Regions from separate parts of the Homo sapiens genome. Here region 2 is linked to region 1. A link is an interaction called in ENCODE POLR2A ChIA-PET data of the cell type or tissue named here. Cell type or tissue: GM12878. All regions are shown on one strand. Region 1 overlaps CAMTA1 (calmodulin binding transcription activator 1). Region 2 has its middle 21 kb from the start of LINC01672.

What was found. Peaks named below come from ENCODE experiments on the same cell type or tissue, not always from the same donor. Only the 100,000 strongest peaks of a DNase experiment are listed, where the experiment ranks them.
Region 2: POLR2A ChIA-PET joins it to region 1 with 5 read pairs; 2 of 35 experiments call an interaction of 5 or more read pairs at or near these places.

The regions. Positions count from the first base shown.
Region 1 is chr1:7,650,020-7,655,019 of GRCh38, forward strand. The region is part of intron 7 of CAMTA1 (calmodulin binding transcription activator 1); the gene reads left to right. Among named protein-coding and RNA genes, the nearest start is that of VAMP3, 120 kb to the right of the region's middle. RefSeq lists enhancers at 684-1,185, 1,186-1,685. In GM12878, no CTCF peak of the experiment used is centred here; no DNase peak of the experiment used is centred here.
Region 2 is chr1:6,743,287-6,748,286 of GRCh38, forward strand. No RefSeq gene overlaps it. Among named protein-coding and RNA genes, the nearest start is that of LINC01672, 21 kb to the left of the region's middle. In GM12878, no CTCF peak of the experiment used is centred here; DNase peaks (open chromatin) are centred at 565 and 2,025; H3K27ac peaks cover 476 bases.

The DNA of each region.
Region 1 (5,000 bases):
CGGCGCTACCTCCCCACACACCAGGAGGCACCTGAGTCCAGGAGGCCCTAGAGCAGTCTTACCAGGAGCAAGATGGAAGCATCCAGAATCCCACTTGGTCCCCCACCCCTCTTTCCAAGTGGCCTGGAGGGGCAGATAACCCTGAGGCTCTGACGCTGCCAGGCGGCCGGCACTCCTAGCGCACTCACACTTCACCCACGGTGCAAAGAATTCCCAGCCTGGTAACAATGCCGCTTCGCACATCAGGAGAAGATTCCGAGAGCCTCAGGATGGCTCTAAAGTGCCACTTTGTATGTCACTGAGCACCTTGGAGATTTCCTGTGAGGCCAGTTACAGGGGTAAAGGACATGCCACCCCACACGCTCTGTATTTCCTGATGATGGAGTCACTGGCCGGGCTGGAATGGCGCCTCTCCCTACCCCTCATTGACAATGTCTGTCCCACTTGCAAGAAGAAAGAATACGGGAAGGTCAAGCTCTCAACACCCTGGCAGTCTGCTGGACCCTCCACCCCCGCCTTTTCCAGAGGACGTGTGATGTTGGGACGAAGCCCATGCCCCCTGGCAGAGGGAGGACTGTGATGCCCCAACAGCGAGCACCAGAAATGACAGGCTCACTGGGGACACGGCAGATAGGTCCCCGCATGTGCACACGGTGGGCGCACACTCCATCCCGTCCCCCCTCAGCCTCTGCGCTCCTCGAAATGAGATTTCTGAAAATTTTGTCCTCAGGACCAATAGGCGAATGAGAGTTGAGTGGTGAGATCGGGAAATTGAATAGTATGTGGGTGTCTGGATATGAGAAGTTAAATCTAATGAAAATTTCATCCAGTTGAACCAAGAAATCAGAAACAGGGCCTTTATTCCTGTCAACAAGAATACAGTGAAAATTAAACCAACCCGGCTGCCATTTCCCATTGACCTTGTCGCCATGGAGACAGCCTTCTAGTGTCAACAACACCGAGGACTCCGAAGGGGCCTCATTCACTCCAGGAGAGGCACGTGGCCGCTCCCTCTCCCGTCCGCCTCCGGCACGTGGTTCATAAGGAGAGCAGCCACACGTCCAGGGTTGCTGGAGAGCAACCCAGCCTATACCAGCACCTGGACAAATGACCACAGCACCCTTTGTTGGCTCCCAAGGTGACCTGGCTTGACTAGTTAAATGGCCACCCTCTTTCTGGGTCTTTCTTGGGTGGCAGGGTACCTAGGTGGGTGGACTGGACGAGCCCAGATGGAGGAGGAGGACAGGGCCCCCCACAGCCCTCCAGAAAAGGACACTGCCCCTCGTCCTTGCCACCTGCTCATCACAGCACCCAGAAATCTCTTCTCATGCAAAGGAAGGCCAAGCGTCGATTCCAGCAGGTGCCGCCTGTACAGTTACCATGGTGACCAAAGCTCCAGGTGGCCTTGCCCTGTCATCCTTCCAAGAGTTACTGCCCCACAGAGCAGAGGGGACAGGTAGCTGGTTCTCACCCGTTCCAGGAGCCACCAGGGGCTGAGGCAGACTTCTGGAGTTCTCTCTGTCTCCTCGTCCAATTCCTTTCCAAAGTCTTCCAGGCAGGACTGCGGAGCAGAGAGCTTCCCCTCTTGTGAGGCTTTCCACCCTGGCCTGGGCAGATCTCCTGTGGATGCCATCACATCAGAATCCAGGGGTGGGGCCACCTACCTGGATAGGGCCCAGTGGCATACAGTCAGGTGAACTGGCAAGAGGCAACCACTTTCCAGATGAAGAAACTAAGATCCAGAGGAAACAAAGATCTTGTTCTAAGATCACACAGTGCATGAGGGAAACAGCTGCGGCCACATGGGGGCCCCGACCCCAGGCCAGCACGGTGCTGCCACCCGGTCTCCCACTGTTTCTAAATTCTCGCCTCTTCTTCCCACATAGCCAGCACAGGGCATCGCACTTGGAGGTTTTCCCTGCCCTTTGGGAAAGCCCCACCACTGCATGGGACAGCCATGTCAGGAATGAAAGACAGCCAAGACGAAGCTGCCCCTCAGCCCCCTGCCATCCCTCAGGGGGTCCCCTCCCACCCCCACCATACCCCAAATGAGGAGGCCCTGTCGTGGAGCCAAGCATTGCCCCCACACATCCTGTACCGTCTGGAATGAACCCTTCTTAGCTTCTTTGGGTTTTTATAGAAATTCCCCCCAAATGCACCTCTAACCAGGCACAAAGCCTGCTGCCGTGACAAGACCAGCACATGCCTCAGGGAAGCCCCAGCTCCCAGGCTTGGATGCAGCGTTGCTGAGATGTCCTCCTTGCAGCAGCCTCCCAGGTTTTCTTCCCCCTTCCTCTCCTGCTTGCTCTGATTTTCCAAGAGCAAGTCCCCATCAGGCCCTGCCTCCCAGTTCCTCCCGTGGGAGGCTCAAGGACGAGTTTCTTCTGCCCTGGTCTGGGTGGCTTGGCCAGATGAGTGACAGCTGACCTGACCCCGAAGTGAGGAAATCCCAAGTGGGGAGCCAGGGACTCGGGAGCTTCTGCCCACTAAGGCCCCAGCCAGCAAGGCCTGGCCCCTCTGAGACAGCCCAGCATCTGCGAAGTCAGGGAGGGCAGGAGACGAAGCTGGGCATCAGCTTGGGATGACAGCATGTGGTCCAGCACCAGGACCCTGAGTTTCCTGCACAGTCACCAGCCCCTGGTGAAGGGGCCGAGGGAAACCAGACTTCCCTCCAGGAAGTGAAGTGAGTCTTGCTGCTCACGGCCAGCACCCTCTACCTCCAGATGGGGTCGCTTTTCTCCTCTGCCCACCACCGAGCTGCTGTCCAGTCTTCCTCACCTCCTCCTAGGAGCTGGTCCTGGCAGAGCTGAAAGCCAGGCAGGTCGCCCAGTGGAAAGAGCTTGAATCTGCAGCCCCTCCTCACCCCCTACGCACCTGCTGTGTGACCTTGGGCAAGTTACATAACTTCTCTGAGTCTCGGTTTTGGCATTAATAAAATGGGATAATATATTCTGCCTCAAGGGATCACTGGGAGGTTAAAGATGTCATCTCTAGACCTGAGCTTCTCAAACTTGAGTGTGCCTCGAAGGCCTATTAGGACGTGGATGCTGGGCCCCAAACCCCAGCGTTTCTAATTCTGCAGGTTGGGGCGGGGCCTGAGAATGTGCGTTTCTAACAAGTGTCAGGTGATTCTAGTGCTGCGGGGGCCACACTTTGAGAACCACTGCTCCACAGGAGAGTGTCTGGCCCCGTGCCCTGCCCACAGCAGAGGCTCAGTGGAGTACATAGTATTGTTATTATTTTTTTCCCCTTCTTTTTTTGAGACAGGGCCTCACTCTGTCACCCAGGCTGGAGTGCAGTGGCCCGATCACAGCTCACTGTAGCCTCGACCTCCCTGGGCTCAGGTGATCCTCCTGCCTCCGCCTCCCATGTAGCTGGGATTACAGGTGCCCACCACCACACCAGACTAATGTTTTTATTTTTTGTAGAGACTGGGTCTCGCCATTTTGCCAAGGCTGGTCTCAAACTCCTGGGCTCAAGTGATCCACCCTCCCCAGCCTCCCAAAGTGCTGGCATGAGCCACCACACCTGGCCTTGTTCTTTTTTTCTTTTTGGAGTCAACATATGAAGATGCTCACATACTGCCTGGCATGGAGGATATGTCCAATAACTATCATTGTTTTTGTTGTTATTACTGAGACATGAGCTCTGCTTATAGCTCACTGAGGGAAATGATGAACCAATTAAAAAAAAAAGTGCTAGGGAGGGCATGATTGAGAAATTGGCCATTCACTCATTCACTCTACCAGCCTTTATTAAGCATCTACTATGTGCCAGGCATTGTTCTGAGGATGGGAGATGAGCAGTGAACAGCTTGGCAAGGCCTGCCCTCAGGATCCAAACTCCAGCTCCTAGGGACAGGCATGAGCAGCCAGGAAGGCTATTGTGATTTCTATACCCATAGTTCTCAAACTGGAGCATGCATTTGAATTCCCACGAGGGCCCCTTAGGACACAGGTGCTGGGCCCCATCCTGAGTCTGTGATTCGGTGGGTTTGGGGAGGGCCTGAGAATGAGCCAGAGGCGGGGGCTTGAGCTGGGCTGTGCTGGAAAGAAGGGTGGCATTTAAAGTGGTAGAAGGGCTAGGCGTGGTGGCTCACACCTGTAATCCCTGCACTTCAGGAGGCCGAGGTGGGTGTATCACTTGAGGTCAGGAGTTCAAGACCAGCCTGACCACCATGCTGAAACCCTGTCTCTACTAAAAATACAAAACTTAGCCAGGCGTGGTGGCGCACACCTGTAGTCCAGCTACTCAGGAGGCTGAGGCATGAGAATTGCTTGAACCCAAGGGTCGGAGGTTGCAGTGAGCTCAGATTGCACCACTGCACTCCAGCCTGGGTGACAGAGTGAGACCCTGTCTCAAAAAATAAATAAATAAATATATTAAAAATAAAGTGGTAGAGGAGAGAGGCATTCTGGAAAGCCCCTGATGTCAGAACCCCTTGAACTGTACACACACACACCCCTATACATACACACACCTATACACACATACACTCCTATACACACAAACACACCCATCTATACACACACCGGCACACACCTATACACACACACCTATACATACACACAGCTATACACACACACTCCTATACACACAAACACACCCATCTATACACACACAAGCACACACCTATACACACACACCTATACACACACTCCATGCACACAAACACCCCTATACACACAAACACACCCACCTATACACACACCCACACACCTATACACACACATATACAAACACACCCACCTAAACACACACCTATACCCACACACCTATACACACACCCACACACACCACACACACCCCTATACACACGAACACACCCACCTGTACACATACCCACCTATACACACACATCTATACACACAAATACATCTATACACCCACAAACACACCCATCTATACACACACAAGCACACACCTATACACACACAAACACACCCACCTATACACACACACCTATACACACACCCACACACACCTATACACACACCCCT
Region 2 (5,000 bases), 910 kb before region 1:
CAACTCCCATCCCTATTTGCCCTCTGTGCCTGGCGGGGGGTTGGGGGAGTTTGTTTTGTTCCTCAAAATGTGGTCCATGGGCCAGCTGCGTCGGCATACCTGGGCACTTGTTGGAAAGGCGGGATCTCGGCCCCACCCTAGATCAGCTTAATCAGAATCTGCATTGTAACCAGAGCCCCCTCAGTGAGTCACGTGCACAGTGGAGTTTAAGAAGCTCCTCCCTCCAGGACCCTGCTCCACCTGGGCTGTCTTCTCACACCTATTTCTCCTCTTCTTCTGCCACCTCCGCAGGTGTCTCGGCTTGGATTCCTGCAGCTCGGGAGGACACATTAGGGAAATGTCTATGATGCTCTTTCTGCCTTAGCTTGTTAGAGTTGGCAGCAGAAGAGGCCCCTCCTGGTAGCGCTCGGCTGGGCCCTGCAGCTGGCTGGGGGAGGCCTCTCTGTGGCCACACGCCTGAGGTCTGGGCTGGTTCCCCTTGCTGCTGCCTCTCTCCTGGGTGGACAGTGGTCTAGAGCTGTGCTGGGGGCCCCGTCCTTCCTCCTATGCACCAGGCTCAGCGAGAGGCAAAGGCGAAGGTGTGAAATGACTTTGACCTTGGTGTTTAGGCAGATCCCTCTCACTCTGAAAGTGCTTCAACATGTTGGCCTGGTACGTTCCGAGCACTGTGGAGTTTTGGCAGAGTGGCCGATAAGTATTTTTAGTTCCTTCCTCCTTAATGTTTGCCAGAAAACCACAGTCATTACTCATGAGGAGGAGAAGTTTCCTCCCTCCCAGGCTCCAGAAGAGTCCGGGCTTGCCCTCAGATGCCCACTGAGCTGCCCCTGCCTGGGCTTCTAAGCTGTCTTTGAAATCAACATAATGCTAACACCTACAATAAAGCAGGATACCATATATTTTTTAATAGACTAAGACCTGAGCTTTTTTTTGTTAATTAATTTGGTGTTTTTTTTTTTTTTTTTTTTTTGAGATGGAGTCTTGCTCTGTTACCAGGCTGGAGTGCAGTGATGCGATCTCAGCTCACTGCAACCTCCACCTCCTGGGTTTAAGCAATTCTCCTGCCTCAGCTTCCCGAGTAGCTGGGACTACAGACGCGAACCACCATGCCCAGCTAATTTTTTGTATTTTTAGTAGAGATGGGGTTTCACCATGTTGGCCAAGCTGGTCTTGAACTCCTGACCTCAGGTGATCTGCCCACCTCGGCCTCTCAAAGTGCTAGGATTACAGGCATGAGCCACCGCACCCGGCCTTTTTTTTTTTTTTTTTTTTTGAGATGGGGTCTCACTCTGTCACCCGGGCTGGAATGCAGTGGCACCATCTCAGCTCATTACAACCTCTACTTCCCAGGCTTAAGTGATCCTCCCACCTCAGCCTCCTAAGTAACTGGGACCACAGTCATGCGCCACCACGCCTGGCTAATTTTTGCGTATTTTGTAGAGATGGGGTTTCATTACGTTGTCCAGGCTGATCTTGGACTCCTGAGCTCAAGTGATCCTCCCTCCGTGGCCTCCCAAAGTGTTGGGATTACAGGTGTGAGCCAGCTTGCCTGGCCCAATTTATTTGTTAAAATTCTAGTAAAATATACCTATCATAAAATGTAATATTTTAATATTTTAACCACTTTTTTTTTTTGAGACGGAGTTTTGCTCTTGTCGCCCAGGCTGGAGTGCAATGGCGCAATCTTGGCTCACTGCAACCTCCACCTCCCGGGTTCAAGCCATTCTCCTGCCTCAGCCTCCCGAGTAGTTGGGATTATAGGCATGTGCCACCACGCGCGGCTAATTTTGTATTTTTAGTAGAGACGGGTTTTCTCCATGTTAGTCTGGCGGGTGTCCAACTCCCAACCTCAGGTGATCCGCCCACCTGGGCCTCCCAAAGTATTGGAATTACAGGTGTGAGCCACCGCTCCAGTCCTATTTTAACCACTTCTAAGTATACCATTCAGTGGCATAAGTATATTCACAGTTGTGCAACTATCACCACCATTCATTTCCAGAGCTCTTCATCTTGTGAAACTGAAACTCTGTACCCATTAGACAAGAGCTCCCCATTCCCCCGCCACCCCCTTATCCTCTGGAAACCACCATTCTACTTTCTATGAATTCCATGACTCTAGGTCTCTCATAGGAGTGTAATCATACAATATTTGTCCTCTTGTGACTGGTTTATTTCACTTAGCATAATGTTTTCAAGTTTCACCCATGATGTAGTGGCCTGAGCTTCTTAAAAAAAAAGAAAAGCCCGGGCGCGGTGGCTCACATCAGTAATCTCAGCACTGTGGGAGGCCGAGGCGGGTAGATCACCTGAGGCCAGGAGTTCAAGGCCAGCCTAGCTAACATGGCGAAACCCTGTCTCTACTAAAAATAAAAATTAGCCGGGTGTGGTGGCGGGCGCTTGTAATCCCAGCTACTCGGGAGGCTGAGGCAGGAGAATCACTCGAACCCGGGAGATGGAGGTTGCAGTGAGTCGAGATCACGCAACTGCACTCCAGCCTGGGCTACAGAGTGAGACTCCGTCTCAAAAAAAAAAAAATCACCCATTTAATTGATAGAGGAGGCTGGGCACAGTGACTCACGCCTGTAATCTCAACACTTTGGGAGGCAGAGGTGGGAGGATTGCTTGAGCCCAGGAGTCTGAGATCAGCTTGGGTAATATAGCTAGGTCCCATCTCTCCAAAAAATAAATAAATGAGACAGGCATGATGGCGTGTGTCTGTAGTCTCAGCTACTCGGTGGGAGGCTGAGGTGGGGGGAGGATCACTTGAGCCCAGTAAGTCGAGGCTGCAGTGAGCTATGATCACGCAACTGGGCTCCAGCCTAGGTGACAAAGCGAGACCTGGTCTCAAAATCAAAAACAAAAGCAAAAATCCATGATTGCATTTTTTTATTTTAGGCAACCAGTTTCTGGTTAGTCCTAGCATATCTGCTAAGGTAGGGCAGCATTTGCTTTCAAAAAAGGGATGGCCAACCAGAAGCACGCCAAAGGCAGCTCCCTACCACTTCTGCTCCTTGGGAATGGTCTGGGGAAAGCCAGCTGGGCACACCTCCCCTCTGCTCAGGAGAGTGAAGAAATCCACAGGGTTAGGGCTTAGACAGCTTTGCACAAACTTAGGGACCCCCAATTCCCTCTGCCAAGGGCAAAGTTCCTGCACCTTCAGCATCTTCAATCATAGTTCCCTGTGTGGATCTTAGTTTTAATGGCAGTACCTTCTAGACCACAAGGGACGCGGCTCCCTCAGAAAAATCTCACCATTGGTGGAGGGATAATAGCCTTAAGGATCTAGTTCAGTAAACACAGGATTCTTTTGTGATGTGCTTTCCAAACGAGGCACACACTTTGGGATTAATTAAACTATTTTCTAGCTGCTTGCCAGGGTAACCTTTCTTTTATGCTTCTTAGGGGGGCACACAACGTAAAAAGTCAGATCTATTATGTTCATGACTCGGAGGGAAAGATCTGGGACAAAATTACCTTACACACCATTTTTTTTTTTTTGGATGTTTTTTCTTTTCTTAAATTTCCTGATTACTGGATCAGATGGAGAGCTGTCTGAGCTGTGTGCTAGCTAAGAAACAGAGTCAACCCAGGAGAGGAGCAGTTTGGAATTAAAGGGATAGAAGCTCAGGGTGGGCGGGGGGGGGGTGACACTGATGACAGCATGAACCCCCAATTTCTTGGCACGCTCTTGGGGGGACAATAAAGAGGTACATGGGAGTTAAGTGCTGACTGTTGAAGCCTTGGCCCATGTTCTTATTCCAGGCTTGCTGTGTTTTTGAGTGCATGACATTTAATTAATTTTACAGTTCATTCTTTTCACCGTTCTGTTTTTGACAGTGTCACCCTCCGATCTCTCAGCTGGTTGGGAAAAATCTGTATCAGTCATTACCCTTGCTCAAGCCCAGACTGGGTCATCTGGCCACAGCAGGAGATGCAGCGGGCAACAGCAGCAGGAGATGCAGCGGGGAACAGCAGCAGGCATGGAGCTGAGACAAGATTTCACTGTGAAGACAGTTTCCGGGGAGAGGCTGGGTCCGAAGCTGCATCTCCATGTCCCAGGAGTACCTTTCAAAGCTTCCCCTGTCCTGGCCTCAAGCTCTAGGAGCTTTGAAAAAATGCTTGCATTTTGGGCCGGGCCTGGTGGCTCATGCCTGTAATCCCTGCACTTTGGGAGGCTGAGGCGGACAGATCGCTTGAGGTCAGGAGTTTGAGACCAGCCTAGCCAATATGGCGAAACCCTATCTCTGCTAAAAATACAAAAATTAGCTGGGTGGTGGTGGGTCAGCACCTGTAATCCCAGCTACTTGGGAGGCTGAGGCAGGAGAATCACTTGAGCCTGGGAGGCAGAGGTTGCAGTGAGCTGAGATCACGCCACTGGACTCCAGCGTGGGTGACAGAGTGATACGCTGTCTCAAAAAAAAAAAAAAAGCCTGGAAAATATGCTTGCATTTTGAATATCTATCTATCTATCTATATATTTTGTATCTGTAAAAGAAAAAATATTCAGGACTCTCTAAATGTATTATGCCATGTGGGGAGTTAAGCCCTGGAAACTCCCATAGCATGTATGCAACTTCTGCTCTTAGGTGATAGTTTAACTCTCTTCCTCATTGCTCTTGTTCTGTAAATGACTGGGAGAGACCAGAGACCAAACCTCCTCCCCTTCCAATCACTGATCTTTGTTGTAGATGAACTGCCTTCTTTATTGTCCCGTGCCTAACCTAGACCAGATGGGACAAAAGACCCCATGTCTATTACATCTTTAGTGTGGAAGGTTAAATATACCTTTCCCAAAAAGAAAGACTACCTCAACCAACCAGATATTGTAATTATGCATTAAACCTTATATAGAAAGACGTTGAGATTCTGTTCCGCTTCCCCAAGCTTTGTCTATATAAACAGTTGCAAACTTCTACACTTTGGAGCACTGACTTCCATTCTTTGGAATCTGTGCTTCCCAGGCAGCTCATCTTCAAACTTTGTGCCTGAATAAACTCCCTTTA